Regions from separate parts of the Mus musculus genome. Here region 1 is linked to region 2. A link is a loop called in an ENCODE intact Hi-C map of the cell type or tissue named here. Cell type or tissue: gastrocnemius. All regions are shown on one strand.

Region 1 (8,000 bases), 66 kb after region 2:
GCCCAGGACTGAAGGGGTCATGCAGTGTTTTGGAGATGCCAGTACCATGAGATGACCACCAAGAGCAGCAGCAGCAGTGGAGTACAGGCATCTGGAGCCTAGAGGATGACGCGTGTGCTACAAAGGGCATGGCTGGAGAAGTGACCCAAGCCCTTGGAGGAGCCCAGAAGATCGTAAGTTGGATCCCAGACATTGGACGGTTGGAGATTGACTTTTGCTTTTGATTGTGGCTGTGCCCTGATATTTTCCCTCTTGAAGGAAGAAACTGTTTTAGTGGAGCCCACAGTTAAGAGACTTTTAATTGTAAAAAGACTTTGGATTTTAAAAGAGATGGATATTTTAAAGAAATTGAAATTTTAAGAATATGTAAAGACTGTGGGACTTTTAAAGTTATTTAAATCTTGGGGATGAATAAGAATGTAAGGGTTGAGGCTTACTAGTGATGTGTTTGTGTGTCAAGTTGACAAGGGGTCAATTGTACTGGCTAGTTTTGTGTCAACTTGACACAGCTGGGGTTATCACAGAGAAAGGAGCTTCAGTTGAGGAAATGCCTCCATGAGATCCAGCTGTGGGGCGTTTTCTCAATTAGTGATCAAGGGGGAAAGGCCCCTTGTGGGTGGGACCATCTCTGGGCTGGTAGTCTTGGGTTCTATAAGAGAGCAGGCTGAGCAAGCCAGGAGAGGCAAGCCAGTAAAGAACATCCCTCCATGGCCTCTGCATCGGCTCCTGCTTTCTGACCTGCTTGAGTTCCAGTCCTGACTTCCTTGGTAATGAACAGCAGTATGGAAGTGTAACCCGAATAAACCCTTTCCTCCCCAACTTGCTTCTTGGTCATGATGTTTGTGCAGGAATAGAAACCCTGACTAAGACAGCGTCTCTACAAGATTGCCCTGTGGCTGGAGAGATGGCTCCGTGACTGCGAGCTGACTCTGAGTCCCCAGAACCCCTGTGAGAAGCTGCGCACGTAAGCCAGGAATGCTGGCTCTGCTCTGTGTGTATGGGTGGGGGTCAGAGGGCAGATATAGGATTGCAGGCGTCAGTCAGCCTTGCTCCGGATCCCGGAGAGACCCTGCGAAACACAGCAAGGAAGCCATGTCACCCTCCGGCCTCTGCAGGTGCACACAGAGGTCCCCCTAAAGTGTCACCAATGAAGGACAATGAACACAGGCTTTCCATTCTATTTCTACACTATTTCCTGTACTACTTCACTGGAATCCCTAAACCATAGAGAAAGGACAGCATCGTCACAAAGGTAAGGTCCCATCAGTTATAAAGTACAATGGTGTCTTAACTACTAAGGAAGAGAACTGCAAGTTAAAGGAGGCCCGAGTACTGGGAACCGCAGGGTGTGCTGACAAGACCGTGAGAGCAGGAGAAACGTCGGCCAATGCCATGTGCAGCCTGCCTCCGCGTGCTTAAGGACAACGACCACGTTCTTTTCAACTGTTTGGAATACTTGGACGTGAAGCGCCTTACCCGCTAAGTATTTGATTGTATCAAGCTTGTGCGCCTCCAGCATCGTCTTGAGGCCAGCCACCTCCGTCTCTATCTTCCGGTCTGTCTGAGTCAGGGCTCTGTCTTGCTGGGCATGCTTTTAAAGCAAAGGGGTTGAGAACATTAGAGTCTTGTGGGTACCGCTGGGGTCCCTGGTGCTCCGACCCGGAGCTCTTTCTCAGTGCGAGTAGTCCTGGTTTGAGAATTGGAGCTGGGACTTAGTCTTGGCTCTGATGTCCTCAGGTCACAGTGCACTGCCCAGGGCCCTTAATGTCCCCTGTCTCAGTTTTGTTCTGTTTGGAAAAAGGGGATTAGAAATGAAACAAACCAACAGCCCATCACTGGTCTTGCCCTGTAAGAGCTATCCAGAGACTCAAGGGTGATGACCTCCATGAAAAAGGTTTTGAGAACCAGAGACTGCTTAAGCTGCTGTGGCGTTAGGAGGCCAGACTGGCCTTGATGGTACTGATGTGTGGTCCCTGGCTAGCCCCTGAAGGGGACGGTGGACTCAAAAGTTCTGCCGACACATGAACACGGCCTTAGATCTGACAGCGACAGTGCTGTCTTGATACTATTTCTAGTCACATTGTTCCAGGCTGTCTTCTCGCACAGGTCAGACATCAAGTATTTTATTAACATGAGGCACAGCTACCAGGGGCTGATTTATGTCCTTCTCCAAACATAAGGCAACTCCAGGCAGCACATCTAACCCTCAGTGGGCACTGACCCTGGCTGTTATCCTGATGCGTATAAACACTGAGAATATTTTACTAAAAATTCAAGCACAAGTAGTTTCTTATGGATACCAATGTGGGCAAATAATGAGGAAATGAAGCCATTCCAGAGAAAGGTCCTCTTGTCTTACAGATGATCTGGAAGCACAGGCCCCAGGCAACACAATATGGGTATCACCCATCCCATAAGCTACAGACACACTCTCCTGCTAAGCTATGTAATATATACAGAAAGAAACACACACACACACAGACACACACACACACACACACACACGCATCTTTAAAACATGATACTAAATTATGCACATAAAATTGTTATTCATGGTAACTGGTAACTCATGCATATATTTTACAAAGAAAAAGATCCCCAACTAAATGTGCACATCGTCCTGTGACATGCCAGACGTTGGTTAAAAACTAAGCACAGGGAGAGGCAAAGACGAAAACAGTAGCAGAAAATCCAACCTAAGTCCTTACCAGCGACACTATTTCAGTCCTCAGTTCCAGCATCTTCTTCTCGTTCAGCGAGTACTGAAACAAACATGCGGCATGCTTAGAGTCTCATCCATTCCTTCCGGTGCCTTAAACACGCAGTCCTCACTGTGTCCTGGAACATCTAACAGGAGACCGACACCCTGATCACTGTTGCCCGCCTGCTCTTTCTCTGAAGTTTAAGCTTCTTATATTCACTGACTGTGTGGCTGGCTTAATATCACCCGGGCACAGCTAGAGTCATTGGGAAGACGGATCCTCCGTTGTGAGAATGGCTCACCAGGCTGGCCTGGGGGGCGTTTTCATGATTGATGTGGAAGGCCCAGTTCACTGTGTTGATGGTTGGGTTCTCTAAGAAAGCAAGCTGAGCAAGCCATGGGGAACAAGCCAGTAAGCAGCATCCCTCCATGGCCTCCGCATCAGCTCCTGCCTCCAGGTCTCTGCCCCGACTTCCTCCGATGGTGACTACAGGCTGTAAACGGAAATAAACCCTGTCCTCCCCAGGCTGCCTTTGGTTATGGTGTTTCTCACAGCACCAGAAAGAAACCAAGGCATTGATGGTGTGGTGTGTGGCCCCTTTCCACTTCTCTTCTCTCTTTCTTGTTTTATTTTATTTTTTTAAAATCTCTTGGCTGTGACATCACTGGGTCCTGCCTACGATTAGAACAGCATTTCTTGAGTCCCATGAATATGGGTGTAGATCTATGTGCCTTCGGGTTTGGAAGGGCTGATAAAGGGGAGGGGCACCATTTAATTTAGGAATGATACTCCCATAACTACAAGTATGACAGACATCACTGACATTTATAGAAGCAGTATAATATTGGGAAAAAATAGCTCAAGAAATATAACTCTGTAACAAGATATATTACTGCTGTAAAGAATAACATGGATGCACGAGACCCAGCAAGGCTTCCCAGGCTGTCTTAACAACACTCAAAAGAATCTCTGCTGTGGGAAACCGCAGCCCAACGTCCCTGAAAGCTGTTAGCTATTAATGCTAGGAAAAAAAACTTAGTACTGCTCTGTTGACAATAAAATAAAAATCAGACATGTTTCCATAGTAATGAGCATTAGTATCTAACTTAGCAAAGGGCAACCTGTACAACCTGTAGTTTAAAGACAACAATGTTATCAGGAAAAATGTTAGATGCCCTTCAAGTACCTAAAAATTTATACCTATAAAATATTGTCTTCAAACTACTGGAGCAATCAATGGAAAAATGCAGTGGTCAGAAGTAAAAACACGCCCCCGAACTCTGGAACCCTGAACTAAGGACCAGCCCGTGACCAAGGAACCTAGCTGATTACATAAGTTGGGTTTCAGATCAGTGCAATTCCTCAGATCACCAGCAGAGGGCAGAGTGCAGTGTGCAGCAAATACTCAGGGAAAAGAAAGGCCTACATCTCCACAATGTCACAATTGAAAAAAAACCACATATCTGTGGCTCTATCTCCTGGACCTCTGGACCAGCTGTAGAAATCTGCTGTAAATATTACCACAGCCTATTTTTTTGTTGGCTGTGTTGAGTATCAAGCCCAGAGCTCTGCACATGCCCAGTTAAGTGCTCTTCCACCGAGTCACAACCTTAGTCCTAATTTACCAAAAAGATAAAGAATTCCAATCCCTTGTCTGCGTCTGCATTACGGAGCTCAGACATTTATTAGTGGTGCCACGCAGCCCTGCCTTGTGCTTCAGGGCACTGATGCCGGCTCCCTCCCTTGGTAAATCCTCTACTTTTTATGCATCTCTACTCCCTGGAGCTCTCCCAGTCTCTGAGATATATTTCTTTCCACCCCGGTTCTGCACAACCACGTCACTACCTTCCTAAACCAAGTGAATTACAGCAAAACCTAGCAAAGAGTTTCTCTTTTAGACACTAGTCAAGGAGTTCACGGAAGCTTTCTATAGGCTACGTGACTAGATCCTTGGGACCCCACAGCATCACGTTAGAGACAGCCATTATTCCGGGTAACAAAGCTCAGTGTAACCGCTGAAATGCAAGGCAGTTCAGATGCGATCACACACTTGTCTGAGTTCTAGCTTCAGGCATCACTGGGACATAAGGACTGAAGACGAACTCAGCAGTGACCAGAGCAGGAAGAGCTGTGCGGTTTCCTCTGCATGGGAGCCGTGTCTTGCTACTGCAAAAAAAAAAAAAAAAAAAAAAAAACAAACAAACAAACAAACAAAAAAAAAAACGCTCCACACGCCCTAGCCTTCTTACGCCACAAGTAACAAAGGTACCTTTAATGTTACTCAAGCTAAGGAGGGTCTGAGCAAGAAGATGGGAGAACTCAGACAGGAATAAAAAGTCAATAGAGTGTGGAGGGGTACTGTAGCCCAGGGAAAGAGAGTGTGTGTGGGGGGGGTGAGGGGTCGGGGGTTCTGTGTCACTGGTATCACAGTAGAAAGTATGAAGCCTAGAGTCTGAGTCTCAGAACTGCGAAAAAGCTAAACAAAACAAAAACCAACCAACCAACCCCACCAGAATAACGCAACATCTATCTATTGAAACACACAACTACTCATATCATTTAAAAGACAATGTAGAAATAAGCTTTATCAAAGTTCAATGTAGAATGTAATATGATGGTAATATTACCTAAGTCATAAAATCAGCTAACTTCAGTTAGGGCTGTGGGGATTAAATCAGCATTTAATAGATTACGACTGAGTGTAACTGTCTTATAAACATCTGTGTAACATACACTCTATTATCTTTGAAATAAAAGTTTCAAATTCTGTTTGACGTTTTAATTTAAATGTTACTTGTGAAACTAAATTTAAGTCCTGATCTAGAATGCAATTAGAATTTAAAATCAAGTTGTGAACTCTTACAAGTGTCTAATGATATTTGTGTCTTGCATATAAGAGTAAGACTTCAACAAGCATTCCAGTCTAAAAAGAAATAAATTAATGATTTACTTTTAATAAAGGAACATACCAGTTCTTTTACTCTGCTTTTTTCTAGATTGAAGTTTAATTTGGTATCTGTCCGGACTTTGGTCACTTCATCCTGGTCAGAGGGCAGAGGACAAAGAGAATAAGAAGCCACGGTAAGAGATCTGAGCCTTCTGAGACTTAAGCTTGGGACTGCCCGCTGCTTCTCCCATGGGAGCTGGTCAGAGACATGGAGCCAGGCCTCCTGGTGTCCTGGGACTCAGGGTCAGCCACGTCTCCAATCAGCTCTGTGTCTAGCCCTTGTGGTTATCTGCACAGTCCCCTTTGACCCAAATGTCAGCACTACCCGTAGGGCTCAACTGCTTATGATGTGTGAATAAAATTATCTAGAGCATTTTAGAAAGTAAAGATTGACCAAAGGAACAAATAGTCAGCAGAAGGTTTCTCACTAAGGCTCATCTACATCTTTTCTAACACCACTGCTCTTTCCTGAAGTAACCAAATGCTGGGCTAGCAACCATCTAACCCGCATAGAATCCTACAGAGCCACCCTCTCCGAGACGGGTCTCAGGGAAGGCTACTTTAGAGGAGTTTTGGTTTACAATGATTTAGCAGGCCTGGTGGCAGAGGCCTGTAAGCTCCCACACGCAAGAGACACAGAGGGAGCTGGAGAGCTGGAGTTGCTCACAGGGAGACCATATCTTAAGAAAGCAAAATATTCCCACAATGCAATCTTGTTAACGAATGTGGCCACAGACACGGGTCGTCAAAACATCACCTGACGTGTGCTTTGGAAGTATATTATGCATATTCCACATAGAGCTGAGTTTTCCAGTACCTATATTGTACTTGTGACTTTAATCTACTAATAAGTATATATACTTTCACTTTCATATATGCCAGAGGACAGAAAGGGGAACTTACCATCACTTGTTGCTTTAACTGGTGCAGTTCAAGTTTTATTTTCTAAAAACACAGTAAAAAGAAGAAAAGTCAAGGACACGTGACAGAGGTAAACATTTAAGCCCAAGCTCACCAATGGCCTCATTACCACAATGCGACTATATACACAACACGGAACCACCTGAGCTGGGTGGGTGCTGCAGCCTGCGCTCTCTGCTCTCGGGACATTGAGGCAGGAGGACTGTGCAATGAATTTGAGGCTAGCCTAGACTATAAAGTCTATAAAGTCAAATACTAGCCAAGGCTATATAAAGTCAGACTTCGTCTCAAAAAACTAAAAACAAAACCAACCAACTAAACAAACAAAAACCCCGTTTACAGTCATCCCATTAATGCATGTGCAGACTGGGAGAGCAGTCTGACGTCCTCTTGGGGGGGTCACATCAAATGAGGAACAACTGTTTGTGACACACACATCTGCATTCAGGGACCCTGTCTTCCTTTTAATTCCTCCTTCCCTTTTCCTTTCTGCAATTCTGCCCCCTACGAGCCAAGTTCAAGGACACCTGTAACTCAGCAGGCAACAAATGGCTCTTCCGTACAGGGCTTCACTAAGACTAAAGATGAAAGCAAGATGCCAAGACAGCATGCCCCTAAGCCACACACCACACTTTAAAGACACAGGAAGTGGGCTGGTGGATTGCTCGGTGGGTAATGCATTGGTCGTGCAAGCCTGACAGCCTGAATTCGATCTCCAAAACCCATGGACAGGTGAAAGGAGAAACCCAGCCCCACAAGGTCTGAATACTGTGGAGCACACACATGCACATACACACACATCGTACATATACACAAAAAAAATGGGGCTGGAGAGATGGCATAGTGGTTAAGAGGACCAAGGTTTGGTTCCCAGCACCCACCCAGTAGCTTACAACCATCTGTAACCCCAATTCCAGAGGATCTGACACCTTTTTCTGGCCACTGTGGACAGGGCACATAAGTGGCGCACAGACATACATACAGGGAAAACGCTCCTAAACATAAAAAAACTTAAAAGGAAATACTATTTACTTATTTATCTATTTGCCTTTGGTAGGAAAGGGGGTATTTTATATAACTGCCTATCCTAACTCTGCAGACTTGGAAGTCCTCCTATCCACACATTAGAATGATGTGCATATTAATACAGCATCATCGACAATGAAAACAGAAGTTCTCTTATTGAAAGGCATCCATCAAACAGAGGTCTAGGATGGGCGAGACTGGTTCAGTGGAGGTTTAATCATCCAGGGTCGTGGTTTCCTCCTGAGAGGAGGAACTGGCAGGAGGCTGGGCAGGATTTCCAGGGCTGGGAACGTTCTCATCTTGCTGCGCTCAGCAGTGCACACTCTGAACAGTCACTGTGAGTTATTTCTTGTGCCCTTCTAGGTGTGTGTAGCTTAATGTCTTAACATGAAGAATGCTACGCC
Region 2 (8,000 bases):
CCCTAGGACCAACAACAAGAAAGAAAACCAACTTTTCAAGTTGTTCCTTGACCTCCACATGTGCATGCCTATAACATGCAACCACACATAAGCCTGCATGCACACACATACATAAAAAAAGGTAGTAAGGAAAAAAACTACAAAAATGTTCAGTGATGGTATTTTTAGTAAGGGTTAAAAAGTAGTAACTGCTGGGACTTGGGGAGATGGCTCAGCAACTGAAGAGAGCTTGACACTCTTCCAGGACCAGAGTTTGGTTCTTAGCACCTATACCAAGTGGGTCACAACTGCCTGTAACTCCAGCTCCAGGGGAATCCAATACCCTCTTCTGGACACCAGGGCACATGCACTCAGGTGTACATACGACCCCTGACCAAGCCAACTAAAAACAGTATCTACTTATTAAGATATTGTTAAAGATGCTTCAGTTAAAAGGTATAATTCACCATTTCATCACTTCCTTGGTCTACCAAGGTTCAATTCTTTGACATCTGTCCTAAGCATTTTAAGGCAGGAGTATAAAGTGCCCACCTTTTCTGAAGCATTACTAAATCTCAGTTCACCTTTCCCCTAGTTTCAGAAACACCCTTGATGTCAAGTGTCTTTCAGAAATGAGATTAACGTACACAAATGGAAAGATGTAGTAAGAATGAAACAAAGATCACAAAATTTGGTGACAGCAAAAATTACATTTCTTTAAAGTTTTAAAAAATGTACTTATTTTTTTGTGTGTAGAAGTGTTCTCCCCACATTCATGTATGTGTTCCTGGTGCCCAGAGAGGTCAGAAGAGGGCATCAGATTCCCTGGAACTGTAGTTAAGGATGGCTGTGAGCCACCATGTCAGTGCTAGGAATTAAACCCAAGTCCTCTGTAAGCTCAACAAGTGCTCGTAACAGATGAGCTGACTCTTCAGCCCCACAAAATTAATTTTCAGTCCTAGGTAACTTGTGACTTGAAAATTCTAACCTTCAGGTTCGACACACCTTCCCAGTTAACACACAGACTTGGGTAGGATCTGTTAGTCTCTGTAAAGCATCCTGATAGAGGGGAGGGGTTGGGGTGGGGGGGGGGGTGAGTGATGAAATTGGGTATTAAAACATTAGGCTCACCAAATCCAATATCATAGTCTTTAAATGTTTCTTTAATATTCATCAAAAATAAAGTTATTATTAAGTCTAAACCTGTCACTTTAAAAATTAATACTGACAACTTTTTAAAATAAGAGGGCTATCCCCAAGTGTAAGGACACGTGCCAACAAGCCTGATGACCTGGATTAGATCCCTAGGACCCACATGGAAGAAAGAGAAAACCCACTCCCACAAGCTGTCCTCTGAGCTCCACACCTGTACCATGCCACACAGACAGGAACGAACACACACACACACACACACACACACAGTGTAAAAAGGAAAGAACTCAACATACACTGTTCTATAGATACTGAGACTCTTCTGTAATTCAATGCACTTTATCTAGCCATCTATCAATGTTAACACAGTGCCTTCAGATCACTAAAGATAAGCTGCTTCGATAATCAGCATTCCCAATTTAGAAAAACATTTTAAACACAGGATGTGTTCAGAGGAAAAGAAATAAATGATAATTCTTGGAAACAAGTATGATCAACCTTTTAAAATTTTATAACACAGAAAAATACAAATAGTAACTTTTCATGTTAAGGAAACAAGAACACAAGAATACATTACATAAAACATCTCCCCTTAAATGTGTTTTATAAGTTTTACTATTCACTACCTACAGCACCACCTTTTGCTGCTGAGACACACAGGAAAAACAGCAATGACAGAAAGCACAGACTTTAAATAACAAGGCTAGATGAAGGCTTGGAAAAGAGACAGTCTTTGTAATTCTGGAAAGGGAGACAAAGAGGAGAGAAAAATGGGGAGAGGGATGACAACAGCGAATCTGTCCTCCAGAACCCATGCTCTATGTTTATGAAACAGCGAGGTTTCCAGAAAGTGAATCTCAATGTTACACAACACAGTGTAATAAAAAGGCCGACAGAAAGAGTAACTGCGACAACAGTATCCTAACATTGGAACCCCAAGCACACAAGCATGCATTTGGCTCTGGCCCAGATGATTCATTTTACATAAAAGAAGTAAACACGACTAAGCAAGGTGTATCACAAGGCTAAGTAAGCCATAATCACGAGTTTTAAGCGAAAATTCCTTACCGAGTACCCAGCTGGACTCCCACATCACTCAGAAGAGGCTGAGGCCCTCTCTTGTGACATACCTAGTATCACCAGTGACTGCTAGAACTCAGGAAAGCTAGGATTCTTTGTTCACTAATCTCCCCTACACACACAGTCTCTGCCTTTACAAGCTTTTTATTTACTATAAACTACAAATTTAAAATAATAAAGTTTTGTCAAATCTAACAAAAGCATTCTGGCTGCCAAAACAGAAGTAAACACTTCATAACATAGCACTCACTGTTCACACAAATTTAAAAACAAAATTAAGTAACAATCTACAAGGAAAGCAACAAAATGTCCTAACTGAAAGGAAGAAGAAAAAAAAAACTTCAGTATTTTGAAATTTTCAGCCACTTACACCAAGGAACATAACGTTCAAAATAATAAGTACTTCTTTGGATCTATGGCAAGAATAAAAAGGAATGTTCAACAAGGCCCATCTTTGTGTAGATTCTTTACAGCCAAAGCATTCAGCAGATTTCTGTTGCCATAAGCGTTTCTAATTAAATAGTAGCCGATTTGTCAAGAGTCTTCGCAAACCCTGTTCTGAATTCTTTCAGAATCTTACAGCAAGGTTGTTTATATCCTCACTAGGAGCCAAAGACCCTTCCTTTAGAGCCAATCAAAATGAGCCTGCTTAGAATGTAAAATCCTCTGCTTTAGATTTAGGGCCTAAAACACCGACTGTGTTCAAACTGATACCACTGCATTTTTTTCTTTGCCCCTTCCACACAGCTAAACTTGACGTATGCCATTAATCTGAGCTACATTTCAAAAACCCCTTACTGGCATTTATAATCTTCTATACAACCAGTTTGCTTAAAGCTTTGTTTTAACCTAGGAAAAAGTGGGGATGGGAGAAAGCAGCAGCCTAAGGTGGTTAACTTTGTTAACTGCAGGTGCAAAATATAAGCCAGTTTTGGTTTTTTTTTTTTTGTTTTTTGTTTTTGAAAATGCTAATCGGTATGTTTTAAAACCCTTGTTTTCAACAAAACTTCATGTAACACCAACCCGGAAACACGGGGCATTTCCAATCCGGAGGGGGGGGGGGTCTGCTCCCCGAAGAAAACAGGGAATCCTGAGGTTCCTCTCCCAGTTGCTTTCAGTAAGGTGCAATGATGGCCAACTTGGGCCCCTTGTCCTTTTGTCCCCCTAGACAATCTCTGGCCTAATTTGGGACAAATCCTCCACTGATCACGCCTCCCTCCCCCTCCTGTGGATCTCTGTTCTCCCTTAATTAGAAACTGTACCTCGGAATCGTGCCTCTCACCCCTGCTGCGTAAGAGGAGATGGCCTGACCCTCCACCTGGAGAACAATGTAACCCAACTCCGGCCCATAGATTTATCTCCAGGAAATCAGAAGGTGCGATGTGTCTGGTCATCCCGGATTCCCTCAAAGCGTCCAGCTCCGGGCCTAGGGATCCCAGCTCCTTCCCACCTGGGACCCCACTCTCACCTTCCCTCGCCCAGAGCCTCGCCCCGCACCGTCCGATCTCTCCGCCGGACCCCGCGCCCCGTACCTTTGTAGTGCACCCGCAGGTTGTTCTGCGAGAGGCCGATGTAGCTGAACTTGTCCTTCGGGCTCCAGGACCGGGGCAGCGGCGTCTCCTGCTCATCCACAGCCGGGTAGAGGCGCTTCAGCCGCCTCTGCAGCTCCTTCTCCTGCTCGTTGAGGGCCGAGTCGCCGTGCGGGAAAGGGGCAGCGGCGCTGCTGCCCGCCGCCAGGCCCGGGACCGGGACGCCTGCGGCCGGGCCGGGGCCCACCGCCAGGCCGGGCGGCGCGGTGGCGGGGGCGGCCGCCGAGGCGGGGGGCGGCGGCGCGGCGGTGGCCGGGGGAGGCGGCGGCGGCGGCGGCGGGTGGAGCAGCAGGGCGGCCGCTGCGGCCCCCAAGCCTCCACCGGGCGAGCCGGCCGGGGAGGAGCCGGCGCTGGCGGCCGCGGCCGCGGGCAGGGCGACTCCGGAGCCCGGGGCCCCGGCGGCGGGCGGCGGCGGCGGCGGCTGCTGTTGCGGCGGCGGTGGCGGCGGCTGCCCGGACATCCCGGCCGCGACTCAGCCTGCGGCACCTCCACTCGTCCCTGCTTCCTCCTGCGCTTCCCGGGGGCGCTGTCGCTGCGGCCGCCGGCACCAGGCGCCCAGAGTCCGCCCGCCCCGGAAGCAGGCGGCGGGCCGCGCGGCCCGGCGGAGCGCGGCGGTTGAGGAGACCGACCGCGGGCGGGCGCGAGGGAGCGTTGGCCAGGCGCTGGCGGGCACGCGACCGGGAGCGATGCGGTGGGACAGCGAGGGGAGCGGGCGGAAGGGCGCGCGGCCCTGGGCGACGCGGTGAAGCGGGGAAGAGAGACTGCGAGGAGGTGCGAGCGGCCGCGGCGGCCGCTGCTCTCGCGGCTGTTTCCCGGCGGGCGAGCGAGCGGGCGGGCGGCGCGAGACGCTGCGCGCGGGCGGCGCCAGGCGAGGAGGCGGGCCGCGGCGCGAGGGGCGGGCCTGGTGCGCGCGCGGACGGCCTTCTCCGCGGCCTGGGGCTCGCCGGCGCGGGCGAGGACGCGGGCGCGGGTTCGGCCGCGGGCCTCCGGTGGCTGCGGGATCCTAGCTGCGCCGACCGGCGGCCTCGTCGCGTCTCGACGGGCCGTCCCCCTCAGCCGCCGGGAGGCCGCAGCGCGCCCAGGCGAGAGCAATCGAGCCCTGCTGCGCCGCCGGGAGCTGAGCCCGGGGTTTCTAACGCCTTACCGCCTAGCTAGCGGGTCAATAAAGGGCCCTTGGAAACCATTTCTGAAGGCGAAGTCTCCCGCTTCATGAGTGACCCTCTCGTTAATTAATTAATTTATGAGGAGTCCGAGTGAACTTAATGGGGGAGAAACAGCCACGTTAGGAATACCAATCAAGACGGGCAGATCGTCAAAGGGCAGGAATGCGAACTGTGTGAGCGTTTAGGAAGGGCTTCTGGAGACAGACGTCAAAACATTTTATAAGCTCATTAATTCTCATCATAGGCCTCTTTGTTAGGTAGCAGAGAATTATGCCCATTTTTTTTTAAACATGGAAATATTTACTGAGGTCAGCAGAGTTTTAAAAAAGGAGACTTCCTACTTTGCAATTCTCAGTAGAGTGCTTGGTCAACCCGTGTGGCACAATTTGCCAAGTGTTGCTCTCTGACCCCCACATAGCATTACTAGTCTGTTTTCGGCACTTCCCTTTGTTTAACCTACCCTTTCCTTAGCCCGGCAAAAATCAGGCTTCACTCCCATAATCTACATGGTACAGATTCCGATGCTGTGTTAGCTTCCGGAGATGATATGCTGGCTCTGATTGGACCGTATAAGCATGGAATGGTTGGTTAATAGAGAACTAGTTATTTTGTTTTTGAAGCGAATGGGTCAATGGTGACTTAATCGAAGACTCCCATGGACATAGCGCCTAGCCAGTTGTAGCAGTCCTTCTGCCTAATTTCCATCTTAAATTACCCACACTAGACACTCCATTGTTCATTAGTAATAAAATGCCCCATAACTCTAACCTCGGCTCTACATTTTTTTTAACAAATCACAGCATGTTTACATGACGCCACTGAATTTAAAAAACACTAAAACTTTCGTTTATACTAAAATAAAAGGAGTTCAATGGAAGCCATGTTCTACATATTGGTAGCCAAGATGGACCCCACGGGCTCCAAGCCTCATCAAACAACCTTGACATTCATTAAGATTTTACACATGGACTGGTGAGACGGCTCAGCAGTTAAGAGCACCGATTGCTCTTCCAGAGGTCCTGAGTTCAATTCCCAGCAACCACATGGTGACTCACAACCATCTGTACTGGGGTCTGATGGCCCCTCTGGTGTGTCTGAAGACAACTACAGTGTACTTATATAAATAATAAATAAATAAATATTAAGAAAAAAAGATTTTAGTCATGAAATTTTTCTGTCAGGGCACTTAGAACTTTTTACATACCCTAGGCACTGTTAAGGGAATGGAACCTTCTGAAACCTTGTCAAAATCTTTTTCTTGGAGAAACTGGTTGTCCTCCAGTCGGTGTCAACAGATTAATGAACTGTAAGGGAACATTGTAAAACGGCACTTTCCCACATCAGCAGAAGCAGAGAACCTTTGGGGATATCAGTGTGGTAGATAAGATAACCGTACCTTTTGACTTCTCCGTTCAAAAAATTAAAAACCAGACTCCGGAGATGGCTCGGTTGGTAAAGTGTTTGCTGTACAACCTTGAAAACCGGAGTTCAAGTCCCGATTAAAAAGTGGGGTGCGGTGGCCCACACTTGTAATCCCAGTGGAGAGACAGAGACAAGAGCGTCCCTGGGGGGGCTGGATGACAAGCAAATCTAGCTTACTGGGTAAGTTCCAGAACAGTAAGAGATCCTGTTTCAAAACCTAAAGTGGATAGCTCCTGAAGAAAAACACCTGAAGCCGACTCTGGCCTCTCTATATTTGGGAGCACACACACATATGCACACGCATACCCTTACTTATTAATAAGCAGAGAGTGAAAAGTAAAAGCCGAGCAACAAAAGGGAAGTGCGGAAATATTCATGGTAAGGGAATGCATGGAAGTAACTGAAATGCCCAACATGAAGAGACTAGTTGAAGAAATTATCCATATACCTCATAATGGGATTACGGTTACAGAAGCACACGCTGCCTATCTGTGCAATTTTTCTTGTTTTTCCTCTAAAAGCCTCCCTTTCTGGCAGTGGAATTGCCAAAAGAGAGCCAAGCAATTAGATAAAGGCACCATTCCCCACCCCTCTCAAGCTAGTCGGTGGATCTCAGGCCCAATTTCAGACACACTCCCTAGAGGCCGCTTGCATGGGCACACACTGAAACAAAGATTTTATGGCCTTTTTAAAATGTGGTTTAACTGACACGGAAAAATGACTATGATGTACTAAATGAAAAGAGGCTCTCCAATAATTATAGCACTGTCCAAATCATTACCTAAAGACATGAAAGGATGTCATAAAAATGTTTCAATGATAGACAATTAAAATGTATAATTAAAAGTAAATTATTACAAAATATTATAATTGTACATAGACAATGTGTAAAAATCCATTAGCCATGAACTTGTTCGCTCTTCCTGGGCCTAGAATTTTCCATCTTTATCGTATATTACAATATTTCTGTTCGTCCACATCTGCTGATTTTCTCAGTGACAATAAGAGCCGAATCTGGCTGTCCTCAGCAGACACAGACCCTAATGGACATTATTGGATGGTTCTCAGAATTGACTAGAAATCTGGACAACCAGAAAAACAAAGGTCAAAAACATTAGGCCCAGGCCCTGAATGGAACAGAAATCAGCCCCGAGTGTCACCTTTACGTCAGCCCCTCCAATTTCTGACTTCTGATCTCCACACCATTCATCCATATTTCACAGTTGGAAAGCAGGCATCCCGTGCCTATGACAGATTAAACCAAGTGTTATAGGGATGCCAACTGATGGATGCTTTTGGCTCAGGATAGCCCTGCAGTGCCTGGAGTCCTCAGAGCTCATCTTCCAGACAGTATCCACTGAGTATCTGACATCTCATCTTCTGACTATGTCCTGACATGGAGTGGTCAAGAGCATACTATCCTAGTGGGAAAGGGACCCTTGACACAGAAGGTCCTCAACACCGGAAAAGAGGTTCAGACACTGGCCAGCGTCATATATGTCCATGATAATATCCTTCTAGGTACTGAAAATTGTCACAAAGGATATGTTAAGATTTATATATGGGTTTAGGGTTTGTATTAGTTATCAGTTGCTACATAGCAAACACCCCCAAA

The links. Hi-C counts contacts between places; a loop is a spot of excess contacts. Peaks named below come from ENCODE experiments on the same cell type or tissue, not always from the same donor. Only the 100,000 strongest peaks of a DNase experiment are listed, where the experiment ranks them.
Region 1: a loop joins it to region 2, with 2.7 times the contacts of the local background. A loop is called at or near these places in 14 of 42 quality-filtered maps.

The regions. Positions count from the first base shown.
Region 1 is chr13:43,542,980-43,550,979 of GRCm38, forward strand. It overlaps Mcur1 (mitochondrial calcium uniporter regulator 1), which reads right to left. Exons shown (of 9, transcript NM_001081059.3): 5 at 6,553-6,594; 6 at 5,672-5,743; 7 at 2,709-2,762; 8 at 1,477-1,591. Among named protein-coding and RNA genes, the nearest start is that of Mcur1, 13 kb to the right of the region's middle. In gastrocnemius, no CTCF peak of the experiment used is centred here; a DNase peak (open chromatin) is centred at 4,067; H3K27ac peaks cover 327 bases.
Region 2 is chr13:43,476,669-43,484,668 of GRCm38, forward strand. Ranbp9 (RAN binding protein 9) reads right to left here and starts at 4,305. Exons shown (of 14, transcript NM_019930.2): 1 at 3,744-4,305. The coding sequence starts at 4,260. In gastrocnemius, a CTCF peak has its summit at 4,306; DNase peaks (open chromatin) are centred at 3,528, 3,759, 4,689 and 6,487; H3K4me3 peaks cover 4,437 bases; H3K27ac peaks cover 4,342 bases.